Regions from separate parts of the Homo sapiens genome. Here region 1 is linked to region 2. The links are chromatin loops, found by intact Hi-C in ENCODE. Cell type or tissue: heart right ventricle. All regions are shown on one strand. Region 1 has its middle 42 kb from the start of TRD-GTC2-8. Region 2 overlaps LINC02452 (long intergenic non-protein coding RNA 2452).

What was found. Hi-C counts contacts between places; a loop is a spot of excess contacts. Peaks named below come from ENCODE experiments on the same cell type or tissue, not always from the same donor. Only the 100,000 strongest peaks of a DNase experiment are listed, where the experiment ranks them.
Region 1: it touches region 2 in a loop (6-fold over the local background); 5 of 110 quality-filtered maps call a loop at or near these places.

The regions. Positions count from the first base shown.
Region 1 is chr12:96,075,812-96,080,811 of GRCh38, forward strand. No RefSeq gene overlaps it. Among named protein-coding and RNA genes, the nearest start is that of TRD-GTC2-8, 42 kb to the left of the region's middle. In heart right ventricle, no CTCF peak of the experiment used is centred here; a DNase peak (open chromatin) is centred at 2,650; H3K27ac peaks cover 4,030 bases; H3K27me3 peaks cover 579 bases.
Region 2 is chr12:96,163,215-96,168,214 of GRCh38, forward strand. It overlaps LINC02452 (long intergenic non-protein coding RNA 2452), which reads right to left. Exons shown (of 3, transcript XR_945239.3): 2 at 2,093-2,217; 3 at 1-34. Among named protein-coding and RNA genes, the nearest start is that of LINC02452, 6.8 kb to the right of the region's middle. RefSeq lists a silencer at 3,077-3,371. In heart right ventricle, no CTCF peak of the experiment used is centred here; DNase peaks (open chromatin) are centred at 2,077, 2,367 and 2,502; H3K27ac peaks cover 4,764 bases.

The DNA of each region.
Region 1 (5,000 bases), 87 kb before region 2:
CAGGTTCATTCGTGTTGTCACAAGTGACATAATTTTCCTCTTTTTATTTTAAGGCTGAATAGTATTCCATTGTATATATACATTTTCTTTATCCATACATCCATGATGGACACTTACTTTAATTCCATATCTTGGTTACTGTGAATAATGCTGCAATGAACATGAGACACAGATATCTCTTTGACATACTGACTTCATTTCCTTTGGATATACAATCAGTAGTGGGTAGCTGGATTGCACGTGCCTTCATCCATTTGTCCTGCTACCACAAAATACCTGACACTGGGTAATTGATTAAGAACAGAAATGTATTTTCTCTTTCTTTTCTTTCTTTTTCTTTTTTTTTTTTTTTTGAGATGGAGTCTCGCTCAGTCGCCCAGGCTGGAGTGCAGTGGTGCAATCTCTGCTCACTGCAAGCTCCACGTCCCGGGTTCATGCCATTCTCCTGCCTCAGCCTCCTGAGTAGCTAGGACTACAGGCGCCCGCCACCACGCCCAGCTAATTTTTTTTTTTTTTTTTTTTTTTTTTTTTTAGTGGAGACGGGGTTTCACTGTGTTAGCCAGAATGGTCTCGATCTCCTGACCTCGTGATCCACCTGCCTCAGACTCCCAAGGTGCTGGGATTACAGGCGTGAGCCACCGCTCCTGGCCAGAAATGTATTTTCTCACAGTTGAAGAAGCTCAGAAGTCCAAGATCAAGGCTCCAGCATTTGGTATCTGATGAGGACTGCTCTCTGCTTCCACAATCACGTCTTGTTGCTGTGTCCTTGTGGCAGAAGGAAGATGAGAGTAAAGCCTCCCCCTCAAGCCCTTTTATAATGGCCTGAATCTCATCCATGAAGGTGGGGCCCTCATGACTTAATCACTCCCCAAATGGTCCCACCTCTTGATATCACCACCATGGGGATGAAGTTTCAACATGAATTTTGGAGGGGACATATTCAAACCATAGCAATATGCCAGTTCCATTTTTAATTTTTTGAGACACCTCCATACTCATTTCCATAGTGGCTATACTAATTTACATTCTCACCAACATCATACAAGGAAGAACAAATACTTTGTAAGCATAAGTATGTCCTCCAATGCAATGTTTGGGACATAGTTATCCTTAAAAAAAAAAGTGTTCCTCCTTTATTTTAAATTCAAACTTAATGGAACACCCTGAATTTTGATTAGCCAAATCTGGCATCTCTGAAATTTTAGAAATTTCTACTGATGGATTTTCAGACTTTGTGGGTTTGGAGAACACTTTGTGTCCTCTGGGACATGCACCGCCCCACCAGCCTTTTCCTCTGTGGAATACTCAGTTTCCCAAATGACTGTGCAGCTTCAAATACCACAAGCCTCAAGTTTGTAACAAATGGCCTCAGGCCTGGTTTTATTTGCTGATACCCTGCTGGTGGCAGCGGTAGCCCCTGCAATTTACACCAGGTGGGAAACGGGCTGCAGCATCCAACCTTCCTAATGGAAACAGGCTGTGATCCAATGGAGTGTGAAAGGTGCTGAGCTCCACCCACTCCTCAGCAACCCGGTTCCTTAGGAAGAGCTCTCTGCGGGCAGGACCTGGTTCTGGGAGAAAACTTCCCGGAGTTGCTCAGAAGTTGGCCCTTCTGGATTTTGACATTTCCTCCCACCTTTGTTCTCCTGGGTTTTCTCAGGCCAAGGAGGGCTATGTGAGGAAGGAGTCAGCCCACAGCAGGGAGATCTTTTATAAACGGGAACCCAACAAGGCCAGATTATATGCCCATGGTGCCAAACTGGACTTTTAAATTATTATTATTATTATTATTATTAGAGACAGTGTCTTGTTCTGTCACCCAGGCTGGAGTGCAGTGGTGACATGATGGCTCATTGCAGCCTCAACTTCTTGGGCTCAAGCGATCCTCCCACCTCAGCCTCCTGAGTAGCTGGTACTACAGACTCGTGCCACCACACCTGCATGATTTTTAAATTTTTTGGAGAGATAGGGTCTTGCTATGTTGTCCAGGCTGATCTTGAACTCTTGGGCTCAAGTGATCCTCCTGCCTCAGCCTCCCAAAGCATTGGCATTACAGGTGTAAGCCACTGCGCCTGGCCTGGACAACTATTATTAATGCCCACTTGCCTCTGTTAAGACTTAAACTCAAATACTGGACGAAAGGAAGAAAAGAACTCTCTGTTGACTTCTAACCCTGGGAAATGACTGGCAAGAATGGTAATAAACAGCCCCTTTCCACTCCTCAAGTCCACCAGTCAGTTCCTTTGCTTCATTTACTTAAAGATGTAAAGGAGTTGGGGGGAAAAAAAAAGAGGGGGGGCTTGATCCTCATGGTGAGAACCACACACCCACACCCATCCTACCCTGCGAAGTTCAAACAACTGTGCTATAGGCTGGGACGGCAGGCTCGTTATGCATGTCTCCCTGGGCGGAGGCAGTCTGCCAGACCCCCGAAACACACAATACTTTGGCTCTTGGTCAAAAACACCAACATTCATTGCTGACAATATCCCCACCTACCACCGGTCCCTAGCCACCCCTTCCTGGAAAATGTGATGGAGGAGGGAGAGTCGGCCAACTCCAACACCACCTGGCCCTCAGCAGCAGACCTGGACGCTGGCCCGGAAGCAGCCCTGGCCCGTCCGTGGACAGCTCCTCGGGGGTGTGCATGGAGCAGCATATCCTTCTTCTCACAGCTTCAGCTTCCTGCAAGGCTGCGGAGTCACCTCTGTTGGCTTGGACCTCTCTGACCTCAGATGACATGGGAAACGGAGGCCAGTGGGTGAAATTGGGAGGCTGAGCTGTGATGTGCCACTATCCGGCATAGGGTGGGACACATTGTCCCTGAAAAGGGAGGCTAACTTCCCACCCCACCCAGCCACAGCACAGCCTTTCCAGGGGGAACCAACCCACCCCCTCTCCCCGTCTGGCTCTGAAAATGTGTGCCACATACTGTAGCCCAGTTGCTGTCGGAGGCAATTTGAACTCAACCAAGGAGCTGACACTCAGTTCTTTGTCTACTGCTTTAGGAAGTCTTAACTCCCTTTAGAATAGCTGGGTTTTGGAGGCTTTTTGGGGAGGGGACTGATAGATATAAAAGCATACTTTCAGAGGTTTGCTTACTAAACAATGTCATGCTGAAAACTCACAGTGATCCCAGCAGCCGCTAACTGAAATCATACACTCGAATCAATTTTTGCTAATCCAGAAATCTGGCAGACTTGTCCAGATCCCAAAGGAATAAGAATATAAATGTAATTTGGCTCATTCAACATGGTCCTTAAAAAGACTAAACAAAACAACCACTTATGTAGTAGGAGAACCTAATAATAAGACAGGCCTTCCTTCTTTGGTAGACTCAGTAACTGAATTTTCCTCTTGCACACAACTGTTTGGGACCATTAAGATTACCAAAGTGACAGAGAGAGACTCTATTTCTTCTCAGCTTTTCTGAGAACCTTTTTGGAGGGTCTCTTATGTATTAATATACCTCTGTCAAATTTCTCCTCAGCCTGGGGCCCCCTTCGGTGTTGCTCTCCCCCCGAGGAACACTCCAGGCTTCAGCTTAAATGTTCCTTCCTCAGAGAAACTTTTCCTGACCACCCCCTTCAACCATGGCTTAGCTTCTCCTGTTACGATTTTTTTTTTTAGATGGAGTCTCGCTCTGTCACCTAGGCTGGAGTGTAGTGGTACAAACTCAGCTCACTGCAACCTCTGCCTCCCGGGTTCAAGAGATTCTCCTGCCTCAGCCTCCTGAGTAGCTGGGATTACAGGCACGCACCACCACGCCCGGCTAATTTTTGTATTTTTAGTAGAGACGAGGTTTCACCATGTTGGTCAGGGTGGTCTCAAACTCCTGACCTCATGATCCACCCACCTTGGATTCCTAAAGTGTTGGAATTACAGGCCTGAGCCACCACGCCCAGCCTTCCTTTTTTTTCTTTTCTTTTTTTTTTTTTTTTTTGAGATAGAGTCTCACTATGTCACCCAGACTGGAGAGCAGTGGCACGATCTTGACTCACTGCAGCCTCAGCCTCCTGGGCTCAAGTGATTCTCTCATCTCAGCCTCAGTAGCATGGACTACAGACGCACTCCACCATGCCCAGCTAATTTCTGTATTTTCTGTAGACTCAGGATATCGCCATATTGCCTAGGTTGGTCTCGAATTCCCAAGCTCAGGAGATCCACCTGCCTCGGCCTCCCAAAGTGCTGGGATTACAAACACGAGCCACCACGTCCAGTCCACCTGTTACGATTTCTTGTTGTTCTTGTTACTGTTGGAGCACTTAACTACTAATGACATTTTCATCTTTAATTGTGTGATGATGCATTTAATGTATGCCTCCTTTCTAGACTATAAGCTCCATAAGAGCAATGTTATGGGTCAAGTTATTCCCCCAGCCTCCAAAAAAGATGTTAAAATCCTAACCCCTGGTACCTCAGAACATAACCATAGTTGGAAGTAGGGCCATTGCAAATGTAATTAGTTCAGATGAGGTCATACAGCAGAAGAGTGAGCACCTAGCCCAATATGACCAGTGTCTTTATAAGAAGACAGCCTTGCTGGGCACAGTGGCTCACACCTGTAATCCCAGCACTTTGGGAGGCCGAGGCAGGTGGATCACCTGAGGTCAAGAGTTCGAGACCTGCCTGACCAACATGGTGAAACCCTGTCTCTACTAAAAATACAAAAATTAGCTGGGCGTGGTGGTGTGCACCTGTAATCTTAGCTACTCAGGAGGCTGAGGCAGGAGAATCGCTTGAACCCGGGAGGTGGAGTCTGCAGTGAGCCAAGATCGCGCCACTGCACTCCAGCCTGGGCAACAAGAACGAAACTCCATCTCAGGAAAACAAACAAACAAACAAACAAACAAAAAAACCGACAGACTTGTGAAGATGCAGACATGTAGGGAGAATGCCATGTCATGACAAAGACAGAGACTGGAGTTACATAGTTGCAAGACAAGAAAAAGCAACAAAAGTTAGGAAGAGGCAGGAAAGATTCTCCTATGGCTTTCAGT
Region 2 (5,000 bases):
AGAAGAGCCCAACTGCTTCAAAGGGCACAGGGACCTGGGCAAGCACCAAGGAGAGAAAGGAAACATTGGGGTTGAAGGAAAGCATTGGTTCATACAATACAAGGAGGTTAAAATATTTTTCTCCCACAGATCTCATTTCTGAGAGGCTGATTTTAAGTTGGTTGTCTCACTTGCGTGGAAACACTCTTTCTATCTACGTGGCTTTTGGCCCGTCTATTGACATCCATATTTAGAACATCAGTTGGGTACCCAAGGATGAGCATGAGTGGGGCAGAGGCGGGTGGCTCCCATCAAATACAGCCCAGGGGGTCAAGAAGCAGGGAGCTCTGGGAGCACAGATACCTCATGGGTCCCCTAGGACCCACAGGGAGGAAGGAGTCTGGAACATTTTGTCCTGCCTGCAAATATCCTCACACAACACAAGAACCACAGGCAGCCACCATGGTTGCAGTGGGTGTGAGGAGCTGGAGTTCCTAAACAAGATGGGGCAGGAGCATGACCTCTTTGGTCTTAGTCAGGACCCTGGATTGAGGATAATGTGACCTGGGAAAACCAGGACCCCACTAGGGTGGAATCAAAATGCTGTTTCTGCTTCTTGTGCTCTTGAGGGTAGTTGGAAATGGATTGTTTCAGGGCTCCATCTAGCAACTGCCCAGTTTCTGAGTCTAAGCTCCAACACGAAGTGTTGACATTGAGTAGGAAGGTCCTTCTGTTTATGGAATACTGTGGTTTATGTAATTCCTATGTTTAAGCTTTTTCTCTAGGTAGTAAAATGATTGATCCCCTCAAAATAGAATCATCTGGGGTTGTTTTTAGATGAAATAAAGCATCTAGACAGACCCTGATTTTTGTTCAAATTGGCTGAATTGGCTGAACTGGGTTAAGTGGAAAATACTAGGTCAACCACAAGCCCACTATGAGTCTTGAGAAATGGACTTAGCTTCTGTCTGGATCCTGTATTACCCTGCCTGAAACATATGCTCTAAGGCAGCTGTGAAAGGGAACTGTTTTGATTTATGTGAGACCCTGAGCGAAGGATTTCAGTTCTCTGAGTGTCCACGCCATTGATGGTACATGCAAACTACACACACTACACACAAACACACACCACATTCACACACACTACACACACACACACACACACCACATTCACACACACTACACACACACACCGCATTCACACACACCACACACACACACCACATTCACACACACACCACATTCACACACACTACACACACACACACCACATTCACACACACTACACACACACCACATTCACACACACTACACACACCGCATTCACACACACTACACACACACACCACATTCACACACACTACACACACACACCACATTCACACACACTACACACACACAGCACATCCACACACACTACACACATGCACCGCATTCACACACACTAAACACACACACACCACATTCACACACACACACACCACATTCACACACACTACACACACACACACACACCACATTCACACAAACTTGTTGGAGTCAGTCAAGCCCCACAGCCCTAAAAGGCACTTCACAAAAGGGTGAATGAGAAGAGAAAGCAAACCTGAGATTCTGTGGGGCAATTGACACCAATCCCCCGTCCCAAACATCCCCATTTAAATGTGATTAATTTGCAATTCTGAAAGATGTCATTTGTGTCAATCCAGGAACGCATTCATTTTGGGGTGAGCGGAAATGTCCCCAATTTCTGGTGGTAGCGGATACATCTGAAAAATGGAATCGAATCAATTTTGCTCCCGAGAGGGACAGGTGGAGGACTCCTATTTCCTGCCAATTCAGTTGGAAACAATGAGGAGAGAGGAAAAAAAATGGAGCCCTCCCTTCTCTTTCTGGCCTTAGACATGAACTCCTGATAAGATCCTGGAAAACAGGCAGCGTTTTTAACAGCCGGTTGCCCTCTTCAGCTGAGAAAACAGCACGAGCCAAAACTAGGAACCGGGGCCACCTCTATTGTGAATGTGGCCAGGCTGACTTATTGTCGCCAAACAGCAAATCATGAAATGACTGAGATAAGGAATATAATCACATTTTCACATGAACCTTACATTCTTACCTCTTCTATAGGAAAGGATATCCCTGCAGGAAGGAGGAAGGTGGGGCCTGCCCATGTTCTGCAGCAGGGCTGGGACTGCATTGTCCAGGCTTTTGTAGGGACACAGGAAGAGGGTACGGAAGTTTCTACAGGAAAACAGAGAAAAGTTCAAACATAAACAGCATCCAAAAAAATTTACCAACAGCAAACTAGATTTCCTCTTTGGGCCTCCCATGCTTCCATGCACCCCTGGACTGGCAGATTTTAATCTTGGATTCTGTTCACCTTGGTAACCTCCAGCGCGTGTGATTATGCTGTTTCCCTACTTATTAAGTTAAAAGGATGTGTTTTCTATGGCAATGGAGACAAAAACAATCTCTTTCCAGAGACTGTATCCTGGCCTGGCCGGAGACTGTTCTGTCTTTTCCATTTGTCATTTCTGGGGAGGGCATGAGCTTTCCTGAAGTTCCGTGTGTGATAGGGCGGCTCCCTTTCAGGAGCATTTGAACAAAAGCTGAAAGTGGCTACATCATTGCTTCCCACGAGGCAGGGGTTTGGTTCGGCTCCCTGGTTTCAGCCAGAGATGAGCTTTGAGAAACTCAACCATAAGGGACACAAGAAATGTATCCTCACTCCACCCCCAAGTAACTAGTGAGGGCTGGAGTTGTCCCTTTCCACCCCGCTTGCCGTCTGTCCTCCCACCCCCCAGGGCTCAGAAGAAGCTGCCACAGGAATCTCGGCTGCCCACCCTGAGGCCGCACAGCTCTGGTTTTAGGGTTATGAAAACCACGGCTCTAACAGGGAGAATTCCATCACTAAATCTGAAAGAAGAGGGCCTAGATGAAACCAGGGAGCAGCTTTGGGGACTCACGCCACCTTATGCCTCGGCCTTGTGTTTTAAACCAAGTCGTTCCTTTCTGCCTCTGGTTACATAGATAGGTGACAAAAAAAAAATTATAGAAAAATGTTATCAGATTCCCTGGTTTTGGGAAGAGGGGCGTGAGGGAAAAGGCCTTCTCAAGGGCAAACTTTGAAATGTAAGAAGTTTCTCTCCACTCTTCTTCCTGACTGAAAGGCTTCACATTGGCTAGGGATCACAGAAGTCACTTCCACACTCGCTGTAATGGGGACTGCCAGGCACTAAAAGGAGCATCCGTCACCTCTCAGATGGGGCCAATCACACATTTCAGGAGCAAACAGTTACAGTTAGTAGACAGATTTCCTAGACACTTGCCCTTATGGGAAATTAAAGTACCCCCTACCCCCCTCAAAATAGCTCATAAGTCTAAGGATCTTCCCCAGCCCATCAGAGGATGGAGTTCTGAGTGGACTGTGCTAGATTTTTAGGGGATATCTTTTTCTGAATTGCTTTTTCCAGAACGAATGACTTCCATTATGTTCAGCCAGGGACCAATTTTTCACTTAAGTATGTAAAGCAAAATATGACTTTTTCCCTGGATATGTTACAACAGAAAGCTTTCCTGACAGCTGCCAGGCAGGTGATTAAAGCGTATTATATAAAAGCCCAGGTACAAGTAAGAGGGTGACCTTGAGTTCTCAAACCAGTGTAAAATGCTATTTAAGATGGATTCAGAGAGCTCTGCTGTGTGTAAGGAATGCCTGCATTTTCAGAAAACAGCAGATGAAGACTCATTCATGCAACACACACGTATTGAACAGCTGTTGCCCTCCAGCCCTACATTCATTCATTCATTCATTCATTAATGCATTCATTCATTCATGTGTTCATTCATTTATAGAAGGTGCCAGGCACTGAGTTACATTTGAAGAACAATCAGGGGTGATTTTCAACACATGTAACAGGAAGGCTTTCACCCTAACTCACCAGTTTTGTTTTTCAGGGTTTCAGGAGGACTTTGGAGATATTGCTGGGCCTGTGCTGGAGGCCCTTTGCTCCTGTGTCAGGTGTTAACCCTTGAGTCACTTGGTGCATTTTGATATTTTAGTAACCACTACAGCTTGCCAGCTGGCTCAGTCCTGAATACAGTAATATACAAGTCCTTGATCTCTGGAAGCCAGCATTTTAGAGTCTGCTACATTTCCAGAAAAATAAGCCTGAGTCCCAAGCTGACCTGAGCCCAAAGTCCTGCATGGGCTTCAGGAGGTTCTCAACTCCCATGAAAAGGAGGCAGCAAGGGCCCTTCTAATCCAAGGCTGAGCATCAGATGGAGCTTGAGCGAGCCAGGGAGTCCTGCTAAGGATGATGAACCAGGAGAGGGACTCCCCTGGCTCTCCAAGCTCTGTTTCTCACAGGACCCAGTAGGGCTGTGGCCTCCACCTGTGGAATCAGGCCTGCCACACTCCAAGACCAGCAGGCCTCTGAGCAGGGGGTCTCTAAAATAGCCCAGCAGATGACTCAGTTCCAAGCTTCCACTTTGATGGTAGGGCTTCTCACCTGTTGCTTTTCTTACAGCCAGCTCTCTTCATACATTTAGGTTACCTGCCTGGCCCCTATGGACATGTGATTCCTCAGCTACCCTCTTCCTAAACACAGGTTTCATTTAGAGTCAAAGTTAGAAGCATATTAACCTAGGCCTGAGCCTGTCTTAACTTATTTTACCCGTAATGAGGGTGAACAGTCATCATTATTGCTCTGATAAAACATGTACAGGAAGTCTAGAAGTATGCAAGGGGCTCACCTCTCTGGTGAATTGTCAGCAAGTATCAGGTTAAAGGAAAACAGTGAGAAGAGAAAGCAATAATGGGCAAATTTAAAGTAACTATTGGAGAAAGCTTATAACAATTGGGAAGAAAATCTTGGATTCCAACAGCCCCAAATCATGTAAGACCTACAATTTCTACATGAGTACCAAACAATCAAGTTATTAGGTTATTAAATGAAATTCACTATGATTACAAATAGTTTCCTGTAAAAGTCCAATATTGTATAAAATATTACTATAAACCA